Linked DNA regions of Homo sapiens: regions 2 and 3 are each linked to region 1. The links are chromatin contacts, found by Hi-C or POLR2A ChIA-PET in ENCODE. All regions are on one chromosome and are shown on one strand. Each heading gives the region's core, a stretch centred on a gene start or an enhancer-like site at or near the end of the contact. The rest is flanking DNA. Distances are from core to core; before and after follow the strand shown.

Region 1 (4,504 bases), core at 178-2,677:
GATGCTGTGCTTCAGTGGTCACGCTTCATGTTCCATCCTGTACACCTGGCTTTCCCTTTTAGATAGCAGTAGCAAATTAGTGAAAGTACTAAAAGTCTCTGATAAGCAGAAATAATGGCGTAAGCTGTCTCTCTCTCTCCTCTCTCTGCCTCGGCTGCCAGGCAGGGAAGGGCCCCCTGTCTGGTAGACATGTGACCCACATGACCTTACCTATCATTGGAGATGGCTCACACTCCTTACCCTGTCCCTTTGTCTTGTATCCAATAAATATCAGTGCAGCCTGGCATTCGGGGCCACTACCAGTCTCCGTGTCTTGGTGGTAGTGGTCCCCCAGGCCCAGCTGTCTTTTCTTTTATCTCTTTGTCTTGTGTCTTTATTTCTACACTCTCTCGTCTCCACACACGGGGAGAAAACCCACTGACCCTGTGGGGCTGGACCCTACAGTCCACCTGTCTGATTTACACAATAATTTATTCTAAGAAAATCTAGTCTAGTTTTAAATTAGTAAAAAAACTCTGTCTAGTTACGTGTAAAACGAAGTGAATGAGTTCAGATGCAGGTAACCAAGTTTTGCCTGCAGGAATGTGCAGCGGGTGCAGGCAGGGACATCTCTTGATGTGGTTCTGCTCCCCTATTGTGGGTGACTTAACATTCTCTCCACCCACCTGGTAGGCGTGGCCATGTCCTACTAAGTCCTTCTCCGCACCATCCCCACATGCCAGCAGAGGGTGCTGTTGGGCAGGAAAGGTGGGACAGCACCCTCGTGAGCTGCTGTTCCATTTTTCCTTCTGTATTTAGGATTGACATGTGTCCAAAGGATATGGTGTGTGAAGATAATGGGGACATTTTGGAATGCCATTTGGAAGAAATGGAAATGCAGAGCCAGGAAGGCGCTCAGAGAGGCCTGAGAGATTTCTAGCAAAAACCTGGTAAACTTTGAGGTGAAGGCTGTCAGAAACAGCTGCGAGGAGCATCCAGCCTAGGGCTCAGCAGGTGTGACTTAAAGGATCGCAGGTGACAGCCCTCAGTGGACTTCTGTCCTCACCATGTTTCCCACTGGCACAGGTGGGGCGGCCACGCCTGTGCCCGCGGCGCCTGTGCTGAGTCCCGACGCTGTGCGCCCCACTCCCGAGGCTGTGGTTGGGGGGTCGCGGTCGAGCTCTAGGGCCCCCGGCCGCAGAGCCCAGGCGCGGGGAGGGCGGCGGCTCCCAGCTCCCGGTCCCCGGCTCCGCGCCGCAGGCGTGAACGCCCAACGGAGGGCGCCGGCGCCCGGGAGAGGCGCCGCCTTGGTTGCAGGGGCCGGGGCGCGGCGGCCCGGGCTTTGAGAGACGGGCCGCTCTTCCCGGCGCGGTGCCTTCCAGGGAGGCTGCGCCTGCAGCACCGCAGCCAGAGCCGAGACTCCGCGCCTTTCAAGGAGGAGGCCCCGTGCAGGCGCCCAGGCGCAGAGGAGGCGCGGGGGGCGGGACCTGCCGGCCAGTCCCTTACCCGGGGACAGACGGGGAAGGCGGGAGCGCTCGCAGTTCCCTCCTGGAGGGACCACACCGCCGGGAGCCCGAGCAGCCTGCGGTGGCTCGGCTCGGGCCGGCGGAGATCTGGGAGCATTTTCTGGAAGCCTCCACAGACTTCAGGCGGACCGGAAGGACCTGGCGGGAGGCGTAGTAGGCGGGGTGAGGGGATCTCGGTGGCAGCGGGGACAGCGCGGCCCCGAGAACTGAGAACTGAGAGGGAGACGCTCTCGGGCCTCTCAGACCAGCATTGAGGAGCTGAGCCCTGCGGGCCAGGGGCGCAGAGAGGGTCCCGGGCCGTGAGGGGAGGGTCCCGGGTGAGGGGAGGGTCCCGGGCCTTGAGGGGAGGGGAGGATCCTAGGCCGTGAGGGGAGGGTCCCTGGCTGTGGGGGGAGCGTCTTGGCTGAGGGAAGGGTTCCGGACCATGAGGGAAGGGTCCCGGGCCGTGAGGGGAGGGGAAGATCCTAGGCCGTGAAGGGAGGGTCCTGGACTATGAAGGGAGGCTCCTGGGCTGTGAGGGGAGAGTCCCGGGCCGTGAGAGGAGGGTCCTGGGCTGTGAGGGGAGGGTCCCGGGCCATGAAGGGAGGGTCCCGGGTGAAGAGCAAGCTCATGACCCTCATTTACTGGGAATCCATTGCTCTGGCCCCGTCATGAGTGGGGTTCGCAGACTGGGCCAATCCCTACAGCGTATGTGTGCTCTGGTGTCTCGGGGCAGCACAGACGTTGTTACTGCTCCATCTGGCCTGGGTGAACACCTGGGTCTCTCTGTGGAGTTGGGGGATGCCGCCTGCTCAAGGGTCGCGTTCCTAGTATGCGTTCCAGGAATGCTATGCACCACCAGTGCTAAGCCGCAGAAGAGCTGTCAATCTGTCAGTCCTGTCCCGCTAAACCTGAACTTTTTTTTTTTTTTTTTTTTGAGACGGAGTCTCGCTCTGTCGCCCAGGCTGGAGTGCAGTGGCGCAACCTCGGCTCACGGCTAATTTTTTGTATTTTTAGTAGAGATGGGGTTTCACTGTGTTAGCCAGGATGGTCTCGATCTCCTGACCTCGTGATCCGCCCGCCTCGGCCTCCCAAAGTGCTGGGATTACAGGCGTGAGCCACCGCGCCCGGCCAAACCTGAACTTCTGAAAGAGCCAGCCTCTTAGGGAAGGCCCTCCACCCTACTTGCCTGGGCTTTCTCTGCAAGCTCTGTGCAGAAGGGAGCAAGGTCTGCCTGATGCCACCACCGTGGGCCCAGTGTTCATGGTGTCCTAATGGAAGCTTTGAAATCACTTTGTGTTAGTCCTGGCTCTTAAGAAAATCGATGCAATGCCAATTAGGCACCACTATTTTTTTTTTTTTTTTGTATAAAACATTTGAGGAAGATGGTGCAGGGTGGGCCCTGAAGGGAGTGGGGTCCTGCCTGGAGCTGCTGTTTAGGCTCAGTCTTGGTGCTCTATATACATATCTACCATTGCAGTGTCATACAGAATGTTCCATTGCCTTTTTGATTTTAAAAAGTGTTTATCACACAGGGGAGTTTTAGGGCAGTGCAACTATTCTGCATGATCCATGACATTATGCACTTCTCAAGACCTAAAACTGCATAACAGGAAGCATGAACCCTCAAGTAAACGATATGCTTTAGTTAGTAATGATGTATCAAATTGTAATGTATGGGCCACCAATGCAAGAAGTTATAATAACTGTGGAAGGAAGTGGGGCAGAGGGGGAGTATACGAGGACTCCCTGTACTTTCTGCCCAATTTTTCTGTAAAACCCAAAACTGCTCTAAAATATAAAGTCTATTAATGTTTTTTAAAGTGCTTATTATATAAAGAAATGATTTTGATTCACTATCTTTGGGATCTTTTTTTATGAGATTTGTTTAAAGTAGTCACTGCTTTGCAGTGATGGCACCATTCTTCTGGGATGCCTTTTTGACCTTGAGCAGCAGTTCCTGCCCTGCTGAGCAGGAAGACACAGTGAGTGGGAGACAAGCCTGGATGCTCACATGGCCTCATGCCCTGGTCTGCGAAATGGGATGGCATCTTGCATCATGGCGGTTCTGTCTAGTGGGAGAATGATAAAGTGTGCCTGGCACAGTCTGTACCTTCAGTAAGTGTGGTTGTCAAAAGCAATAATTGGGTTGGCACTGACATTCATCATAGATGTACAAAAGTAACATGTAGATGGTGAATTGATGAGGAGGGGCCCATGGAGAGATGGGTTTGTGCCGTGTACTTTATTCTTCTAATTTTCTTATTCTCTTTGGGACTGTCCCTGTGGCTTCCATGTGGCTTCAGACAGGTGAGGAGCTGCTGCGTGTTCAGACCGGAAACCTGAGCTCATCAGCACGCCAGCCCGGGCTCTTCTGGGGTATCATGTTTTGAGAATATTTGTCTTTGAAATTTTAAACTCTCTTCCATTTGTATTTGTTGAAATTCTAGAGCTTTTGATAACTCATGCTAAAATTTTTAAATCACTTTTCACTTTATCATCTTTTTATTTGAAATGTCAAAATTTATGTAGGAAGCATCATTTTGCCACCCTGCCAAAGTATTCTGACTAAAACTATCCAAGATCCTCCAAGAAATACATATGACTAAAGATAATGTTTCTCCCTTTCTGATAAAAAAAAAAAAACTATAGTAACTTTAATCCCTAAATAAATAAAACACATGTGGTTGTGACCCACATGAGATAATCAGTAGCTAGATACCTTGTGGTAAACGTATTGCTTTGTTTAATTTTTAAAACCTATATTGAAGTACATGCCTTACTATAGGAAATTAAACATTGTACAAATGGGCTGGAAGTGGGAACTACAAAGACAAGTCAGGGTTGTATTCCAGAGGGCTCAGAGGGACTTAGAGTTCTGTGTCTGCTGATCCAGCCCCCTTGAGATTTTGCTGTGATGAAAATGGGTGTCACAGATGAGGTTTCCTCAAGGTCATTGTTTTCCTCTTAGGTGGTGAAACTGACACCTAACACTCCTTGTTGTCTTAGGACTTCCTTTT
Region 2 (4,304 bases), core at 1,443-3,942, 330 kb after region 1:
GTTTCCCAGGCCAGAGTAGAGTGCCCTGGCCATTCCCAGGCACAATTCGATGCACCCCTACTTCCGGCCACATCATTTGGCTTTTGAGCCCCTGCATAGCTGTGATCCTGGAACCCATTTTCTCTGCATTCCTGTGTAGTTCCACTCCTTGGATCTCAGTCTTCTCTTTTTCTTGTCTTCTGGTTTTATTAAGTAGATTCTTTTTTTTTTTTTTTTTTTGAGACAGTCTCACTCTGTTGCCCAGGCTGGAGAGTGCAGTGGCACGATCTCAGCTCACTACAATCTCTGCTTCTTGGGTTCAAGCGATTCTCCTGCCTCAGCTTCCCAAGTAACTGGGATTACAGGTACACCACCACGCCCAGCTAATTTTTGTATTTTCAGTAGACATGGGGTGTTGCCATTTAGCCAGGCTGGTCTCAAACTCCTAACCTGCCTCAGCCTCCTGAGTAGCTGGGATTACAGGCACACGCCACCACGCCCAGCTAATTTTTGTATTTTCAGTAGAGAAAAAGCCAGGCTGGTCTCGAACTTCTGACCTCAGGTGATCCACCCACCTCGGCCTCCCAAAGTGCTGATTATAGGCGTGAGCCACTGTGCCGGGCCTCATTAGGTAGATTCTTAAATGATCTTCTCAGAAAGAATGCCTGGGAGACAAATTTCCTGAATCCTGGCTGGACTGTTTTTATTTTACACTTGTGTTTGATTGTTGGTCTACATAAAAACTCTAGGCTCAAAATCACTTTCCCTCAGAACTTTGAAGGGATTGCACTGCCATAGTCTTCTATTTTCTAGCTCTAAAGTCTGATGCCATTTTGTTAACTAACCTGTAGTTCTTTCATGTCACTTTTGGAATCTTCTGTTCCTGGACTTTTGGTATCTCACAAGAGTGTCTCGGTGTGTGTCCACTTTCATTTGGCCTCTGCCAGCCACCCACTGAGCCTTCAGACTGGAAGACTCCGGACTTCTGTTCCAGGAAGTGTTCTTTTTTGACATTCTACATTGCCTCTTCCCCTTCAACTTCTTTGCTGTCACTTTCCTTAGCACTAATCTTTCTAAGTAAACCAACTGGAAGGTCTAATGAGAAGAAGGGCTGGCCTCACCCCTCCCCACTCATAGTTCACTGTCCATCTTTGTTTCTGGTTAGCTTTTCTCTTGGTGGCCTCTATTATCAGATTATTGTTTCTTGGTTTTCTTTTTAATAAAAGATTGTTTTATGTTTTTATATTATTTCTTATTTTTCTTTTTAATAAAAAATTGTTTTTATTTTATTTCTAGAATATCTTCTTGAACCTCAAACTGTCCTCAATGGGTTAGCAGGAATTACACGCCGGGTTCTGGGCAGAAATGGAGTCATAACTAAGCATGAATCAGGCTGCACTTTGGCCCACTTCCTTGTAACTGGAAGTCTTGTAGCCCTGGATACTGATCATTTGCACCCCCATTATTCTCATAGATAGGACCACTGACGTTAGAACCATAAGGCTTTAAACATTGCTTAATATGTTTTTCAGATCCTCAATTCCAGCAGAACAGCTGACATCAACCAGTCAAAGGCTCCCACAGGGCGCTGAGGCGGCATGAGAATGCAGGTTCTTCATCCCCCCATCCCATGATTTTAGCCTGCACTCTTCAACCCATCAGCAACTCCCACACCTCGGCCACTCCGAAACCCTTAAAATCCCCAGCCCCAAACTCCTCTGAGAGGCGCGTTCAAGGCTTCCTCTGTCTCTTGTTCAGTTCCCCTCTGGGTGTTAAGCTCCGTCTCTGCTGCAATCCCCAGTGTCTCAGTGTACTGACTTCCTGCACATCAGGCAAATGATGTTAGGATTAAAATTACACACCAGTGGGGCGCGGTGGCTCAAGCCTATAATCCCAGCCCTTTGGGAGGCCAAGGTGGGCAGATTGTTTGAGCCTAGGAGCTCAAGACCAGCCTGGGCAACATAGTGAAAACCCATCTCTACAAAAAAATATAAAAATTAGCCAGGTGTGGTGGCACATGCCTATACTCCTGGCTGCTCAGAAGGCAGAGGTGGGAGGATTGCTTGAGCCCAGGAAGTCAAGGCTGCAGTGAGCCATGATGGCACCACTGCACTCCAGCCTGGGCAACAGCGCTAGATGCCGTCAAGAAAAAAATTGAACTAGTGCCTCAGAGAGTTGTCAATTTTTTTTCTTTAAGACAGGTCTCAAGCTCAAGCACGTGTGTTGTGATCTGGGCCCCCATTCGTCAGGCTTCTGAAGTCGTGTTTTTAGGCACAAGCCTGTCCCCAAGTCTATAGCATCTGGTGCACAGTGCTCAGTAAACACTGAGGAGTGAATGAAGCAGGGCCAGTGGAAGGAACAAAGACCAGCAAGATAAGAATGGGGAGAAGTACGAGTGTGACAGAACAAAAGAAGGGAGTTTTAAGGTATGGTGAGAATCAGAAACAGACCATCACGGTGGCATCTCGGGCCATTCAGTTTGTGTGCTGGGCCCGACGGGTAGTGGGTGCGGCGAGATGTAGCTGGAGGCAAGGCAGAGGCCAGGGAGAGCTGCTCTCGGGTAATGAGAATTGAGCAAGCATCAAACTGAGCAAGCAAGAGAGAAAAGGGGAGAATCTGAGCATACGGAAAGGAGAAATAACTGCGGGCAGGTTTCCCAAACAGCAGGGGAAACCACATCCCCGCGCAGCGTGCTCCTCCCAGGGAACAGAACAGGGAAACCACATCCCCGCGCAGTGTGCTCCCCCGGCAGAGGTCCTAAGGAAGCCGAGGGGCGGACAGCCGAGCAGAGGTAAGGCTTTCTGTGGTCCGTGATGGAGGAACCAAGGCCAACTGCAGCACAAGTTGAGGGAGCATTGTACTGAGAAGTGGACGCCTGCCAGGAGTCCACTCTTCACAGAATGAACAGCACCTTCAAGGCACTGGGATCAGCAGAGAAGCTTTAACACTGGCCAGGTCCCCCCTCTGCCAGGTCCTCCATCTGTCACTCTCCAGGTGCCCCTGAGCAAATTCCTGCAATTCTTTAAACCTTGGTTTTCTTATAAGTGGAGATAATAATCCTACTTACCTCATGGGGTGGTTCCAAGTGAACACACACAAAGCTGCTTAGGACACGTACTACACACCAGCAAAGAGGAATGAGTCACAGTCACGCACAAGCACAGTGCCTCTTCATCAGGAAAACCCAGTTCCATACAAATCTAAGTGGCTTATCTTCAGAAACATTAGTGAAGAGCTGAAGCAAACACTGTCAGCTGGGAAGTCTGTATTCAGTGAACATACATTTCTGAATGGAGGCAAAGTATGCCTTTTCAGACAGAGACCTCTAGTAGGAGAAGTGCAGGAGGAAGGAGCTTCAGCTGCTGGAAAGCAAAGCCAGATAGAAGCCAGGGTCTGCCGAAGGCCTGGGGAGCGCCCGCACTTGCAAGCATTTGGGTAGACACTCACACAAATTAGCTACACAATCATTATTTTCTTTAAAAACAACTGTTGAAAGCAAAAATAATATATGTTGGCATTAATACCATATGTAGAAGTAAAACGAATGACACGACACAAAGAATGGGGAAAGAAATGGTCTGGTGAGTGTGATGAGCTAGAGATGCGTGTGACAGCCCTGGGGGAAAGGGGAGATGGTCTAGTGAGTGTGATGAGCCAGAGATGTGTGTGACAGCCCTGGGGGAAAGGGGAGATGGTCTAGTGAGTGTGATGAGCCAGAGATGTGTGTGGTAACCCTGGGGCAGCCACTAACAATACCAGAGAGAGAGGCAAAGAGAGAAAGAACAAGCCAACAGAGGAGACAAAGTATAATTTGAAAGAACACTCAATCCAAAGTGTTGACAAAGAGTCAAACTGTGAAATATTTGAAGAGATTTATTCTGAGCCAAGTATGAGTGACCAATGGCTCATGACGCAGCCTCAGGAGGTCCTGAGAACATGTGCCCAGGGTGGTCAGGACACAGACTAATTTATTTTTAGGGAGACATGAGACATCAATCAAATACATGTAAGATGTACGTTAGTTTGGTCTGGAACAGGGGCTGTGGGAGGCTTCCAGGTTATAGGTAGATCTAAAATGTTTCTGATTGGCAATTGGTTGAAAGAGTTATTATCTAAAGACCTGGAATCAACAGAAAGGAATGTCTGGGTTATAATAAGGGGCTGTGGAGACCAAACTTTCACCATGCAGATGCAGCCTCCAGGTGGCAGGCTTCAGAGGGAACAGATTCTCATGAGGCTTAAAGAGTCTGTTCTATCAATAATTCCAAAAGGCGGTATCATGAGTCATGTCTGACCCCTGCCCCCATCATGGCCGGAGCCAGCCC
Region 3 (4,338 bases), core at 66-2,565, 350 kb after region 1:
GTGGGGTCTATCAAAATGCCAGTGTTGAATTGGTCAAATCCCGCCCTTTTTAAGGTCACAGTCCTCTGGTGAGGACTGATAGTGAGTGCCTGGTCCTGTCTTTATCTGGCTGAGTGCTGTCTCTATTAACTAGGTGCACATCCAGTCCCCGTTGCTATGATGCCTTTTGAAATGTAAGATTAAATCTTTTTCTAAGATGTAGGTACTTATGCGACGGGTGCTTTATACAAAGCAGTAGCGTAGGGGCCTTAATTAAATAGTATTTTAACAAAAGGCCATAAATCCTATATGATGACAAGCCAAAAAACAGAGCATCTTCAGACTTCTAAAATGCAGGAGCCAGGCGCCGTGGCTCAGGGCTGTAATCTCAGCACTTTGGGAGGCCGAGGCGGGTGGATTGCTTGAGGTCAGGAGTTCGAGACCAGCCTGGCCAACTGGTGAAACCCCGTCTCTACTCAACATACAAAATCAGCCGGGCGTGGTGGCGCACGCCTGTAATCCCAGCTACTTGGGAGGCTGAGGCAAGAGAATCGCTTGAACCCGGGAGGCGGAGGTTACAGCGAGCCGAGATCGCGCCACTGCACTCCAGCCTGGGCGACAGAGCGAGACTCCGTCTCAAAAAAAAAAACAAAGTGCTCGACAGGAACTTTCTGTAAGCCAAAGAGTATCGCCATCGCACCTTCACCTTCACCTTGGGCAGCCTGGTGCCGTCTTCCCTCAGCCCGCGATTAACGAGCGGAAGGCCGCACTGACCCATTTCAGATCCCTTATTTCCTTCCTAAAACCACTCAAGAGTTTGGGCACAGTGGCCTCCCTGTGTGAGGAACTTGCTTCCCACTCACCAAAAGACAAACCCTTCGCCCATCCCTGGCCGCGCACCCGGCCGGTCACCCGCGCTGCCACCCACACCACCCTCCTGTCCATAAAGAGCCCGCGTTTGGGACGCCTCGCAGGCTGAAGGGAGGCCTGGGCGTCCGCGATCCGTCTGCCCTTTCTCCCCTCGCGGGCTTCCTCTTTCCTCACTTTCTCCCGCCACTACTCTTCCTCTTCCTTTTCCGCGAACCCAGCCCACTTCCCGTTTCAGGACCTCGGCTCGGCCCCAGTCCCCCGGACCAGGCCGGGTCACGTGGGTCCAGGGTCACGTGCCGCTGCGGGTCACGTGCCGCTGCGGGTCACGTGTCGGCCTGCATCACGCGTGAGGGGGCGCGCGGTGCTGGAAGCTGCCGCACCTGCGGGGAGCCGAGCCGCCGGCGCTCGACGCGCGCGCTCTCGCGAGACCCGCGGGATCACGTGACGCCCGGGCGCGGCGCAGCTCACGTGACAAGCGCTGCCGGCCGCGGTGTCTTCTTCGTGCCGGCGTCGCAGTGGCCGGGCCTCTTGCGTCTGGTAACGCCGCTGTCTCTAACGCCAGCCCTTGGCGCCCGCGCCCCGCCACCGCAGCGCCCGGCAGTCCGCGGCCCAACCGCCGCCCGCGCCCCCGCTCCCCGCACCGTACCCGGCCGCCTCGCGCCATGGCGGCCCCCGGCAGCGCCCGGCGACCCCTGCTGCTGCTACTGCTGTTGCTGCTGCTCGGTGAGGGGGTCGAGGCGGGGCCTGGGAGCGGCGGGACCGGGCGGAGCCGAGGTCCCTGGGTCTTGAGGGCGGGGGACTGCCGGGTCGTTGTCCCGCGGGTCGCCCCGCACCCACTGCTCCTGGTCCCGGCCGGCTCTGCCCGCGGGCGGGTGTTTCTCTCGGGGTCGTAGGGTCGGAGCGGAGCTCAATGGCAGGTGCTTGGGGGACCAGGAGGTCTCATCCCAGGACCTGGCTCCTCTAAGGTCTGTCTCACTGAACTCAGTTTTTCTGTGGTGGTGAGTGCGAAAGGGAACTTCCGATGGCTTGCTCGGCGGTCTGGTGCTTTCAGGTCGTTAAGTTTCCTGGCAAGTTGAGGCGGTGAGATCTAGACGAGGCTGCGCCGCCGAAGGTGGCAGGGACGTCTGTGGTCTCAGCTCCCGGGTGGGTGACCTAGATCAAGCTCTTCCCAACATGGATTTCACCCAGGACAGGGAGAAGCCGGTGCGAGCATTCCCCACCTTTGTACTTGAACCTTTCTCCTCTTTCAGCGGTGTGGAGGAGATGCGAGTGTATTTATGTTATTGTGAATTCACATGTATGTTAAAATAATTTTTAAAGTTATCTTTGGGATTTCACAAGATTCCGTAGTAGACAAGATGAGGGAAAGCTGGCCTCAGACTCACGGTGGCAATGTTCATGTCTAGTAAGTAGTTTAAAGAGCGCCGTTCCTGTAGGCCGAAATGCGGGACCAGGGAACACGTGGGGAAGCACCCTTCTCTTCTGTCAGTTTATAGAGCTCAGATGGGCAGTAGGTGCTCAATATTGTATTGACTAGTGAATTTCGTTCTCATTTATTGTCTTAATAAGAGGATGTGTGCTGTCTCTTTAAGACAGTCCGGATTGCCCCCCGCCAACACTATTCTTTCACCTCCTCCCCCCGCCGCCCTCCCCCGTAATATGAGAAGATTATCTTAAATGCCAGGATCTGAAAGGTGATGTAGAATCAAGCTGGGGGAGTGTGTGTGAGTTAAGTAGATATAGAAATACACTCCTGTACACATCTGCCTTGACTTCTTTAAATCCCTCAGTCCCATCCAGCTGTAAAACTCTGTTACTGTGAGTGAATGGATCTTGGCTTCCCTTTTTTGTTTTGCCTGTTGTGTAAAATGAATTCTTTGAACTGCCTGAATAGCCACAGAGATGAACTTATTCCAATAGTAAGCCTGAAGCCTTGCTCAGCTCCTGCGACAGGGTCAGGTGTAGTTAATGAAAGGAGTTGCAGAAACAAGTTTTGTCATGTCACAGCAACTGCATTGTTCTTTGTTACAGATGCTCACAAGCCTCATAACTTTGATGTTTTGTTTCATGTTTTAAAAACTCACTTCAGGCCGGGAGCAGTGGCTCACGCCTTTAATCCCAACACTTTGGGTGGCCGAGGCAGATGGATCATGGCGTCAGGAGTTCGAGACCAGCCTGGCCAATATGGCGAAACCCGGTCTCTACAAAAATACAAAAATTAGCTGGGCATGGTGGCGCACGCCTGTAATCCCAGCTACTTGGTAGGCTGAGGCAGAAGAATTGCTTGAACCCGGGAAGCAGAGGTTGCAGTGAGCTGAGATCAAGCCACTGCACTCCAGCCTGGGCAACTGAGGGAGACTCCGTCTCAAAACAAAAAAAAAATTAACTTTAAAAATGAAGAGAAAAAATCCATAACTCCCTAATATTGTGATTGGAATATTGCTTGTGTAATCAGTCTTCTAAGATCTGTTCCATTATATCTTTTATGTTTACAATCTTAACTTTTTTTTTTTGAGGCGGAGTTGCTCTGTGCCCAGGCTGGAGTGCAGTGGCACAACCTCGGCTCACTACAACTTCTGCCTCCTGGGTTCGAGCAATTCTTCTGCCTCAGCTTCCTGAGTAGCTGGGATTACAGGCACCCGCCACTATGCTAGGCTAATTTATGTATTTTTGGTAGAGACTAGGTTTAACTATGTTGGTTAGACTGGTCTCGATCTCCCGACCTCGTGATCCGCCTCCCTCTGCCTCCCAAAGTGCTGGGAGTACGGGTTTGAGCCACCGTACTTGGCCCAAGAATTTTTTTTTTTTTTTTTTGAGGCAGAGTCTCACTCTGTCACCCAGGCTGGAGTGCAGTGGCGTGATCTCCGTTCACTGCAGCCTCCGCCTCTTGTGTTCAAGCAGTTCTCCTGCCTCAGCCTCCCTAGTAGCTGGGACTACAGGTGCGCGCCACCATGCCTGGCTAATTTTTGTAGTTTTAGTAGAGATGGGGTTTCACCATGCTGGCCAGGCTGGTCTCGAACTGACCTCGTGATCCACCTGCCTCAGACTCCCAAAGTGCTGGGATTACAGCCATGAGCCACCGTGCCTAGCCAAAATCCAACTTTTAAAAAAGGCCTTTTAACAACTTGCATTTAAAGATATTTAAAATGTTTATTTTAATGTGCGATTTCACCAAAAATCCTTTTTTCTTAAAAAAAGAAACTGCTCAATTACAAATTTCCACTATATTAATAATTAGGCATTGTTTAAAGCTACTGTGTTTGAATACTTAGAAAGCTCAAACATGAACTGAAACTTGTCCTGATAGATAGGATTAGCTGTGATTGCGTAATGTGACCCTTTAAACCATTGATGTCAGCAGGATGACCGCCTTACCCTTTCCACTTGAACAACTGTCACTTAGGAGGTTTGAACAATTTTATACTCGGCTGGGTGCAGTGGTTCACGCCTGTAATCTCAGCACTTTGGGAGGCCCAGGTGGGCGGATCA

Evidence for each region. A loop is a pair of places that touch in the nucleus more often than their neighbours do. ChIA-PET counts read pairs that join two places held with the same protein, here RNA polymerase II (POLR2A). Pooled maps may share reads with other maps.
Region 2: a map of naive thymus-derived CD4-positive, alpha-beta T cell shows a loop between it and region 1 (13-fold over the local background). The contact joins two enhancer-like sites. A Hi-C loop is called at or near these places in 1 of 168 maps with a recorded cell type or tissue (naive thymus-derived CD4-positive, alpha-beta T cell), 1 of 37 single-sample maps with no recorded cell type and 10 of 50 pooled maps.
Region 3: a map of mammary epithelial cell shows a loop between it and region 1 (10-fold over the local background). The contact joins the promoter of LAMP1 here to the enhancer-like site in region 1. A Hi-C loop is called at or near these places in 4 of 168 maps with a recorded cell type or tissue (CD4-positive, alpha-beta T cell, CD4-positive, alpha-beta memory T cell, mammary epithelial cell and 1 more), 8 of 37 single-sample maps with no recorded cell type and 20 of 50 pooled maps. POLR2A ChIA-PET finds 5 or more read pairs at or near these places in 1 of 52 experiments (BJ).

Annotation. Positions count from the first base shown.
Region 1 is chr13:112,942,169-112,946,672 of GRCh38, forward strand. It overlaps a transcript of MCF2L not described here. Among named protein-coding and RNA genes, the nearest start is that of MCF2L-AS1, 24 kb to the right of the region's middle. RefSeq lists a silencer at 1,344-1,523. Within about 2 kb of position 1,428, at least 16 of the 41 ENCODE cell types and tissues checked have a DNase peak (open chromatin) inside an H3K27ac peak, as active enhancers do.
Region 2 is chr13:113,271,304-113,275,607 of GRCh38, forward strand. No RefSeq gene overlaps it. Among named protein-coding and RNA genes, the nearest start is that of MIR8075, 11 kb to the left of the region's middle. RefSeq lists enhancers at 2,679-3,178, 4,131-4,304. Within about 2 kb of position 2,693, at least 6 of the 41 ENCODE cell types and tissues checked have a DNase peak (open chromatin) inside an H3K27ac peak, as active enhancers do.
Region 3 is chr13:113,295,924-113,300,261 of GRCh38, forward strand. It overlaps LAMP1 (lysosomal associated membrane protein 1), which reads left to right and starts at 1,316. Exons shown (of 9, transcript NM_005561.4): 1 at 1,316-1,572. The coding sequence starts at 1,512. RefSeq lists silencers at 1,447-1,726, 4,031-4,325, 4,198-4,277 and an enhancer at 1,957-2,136.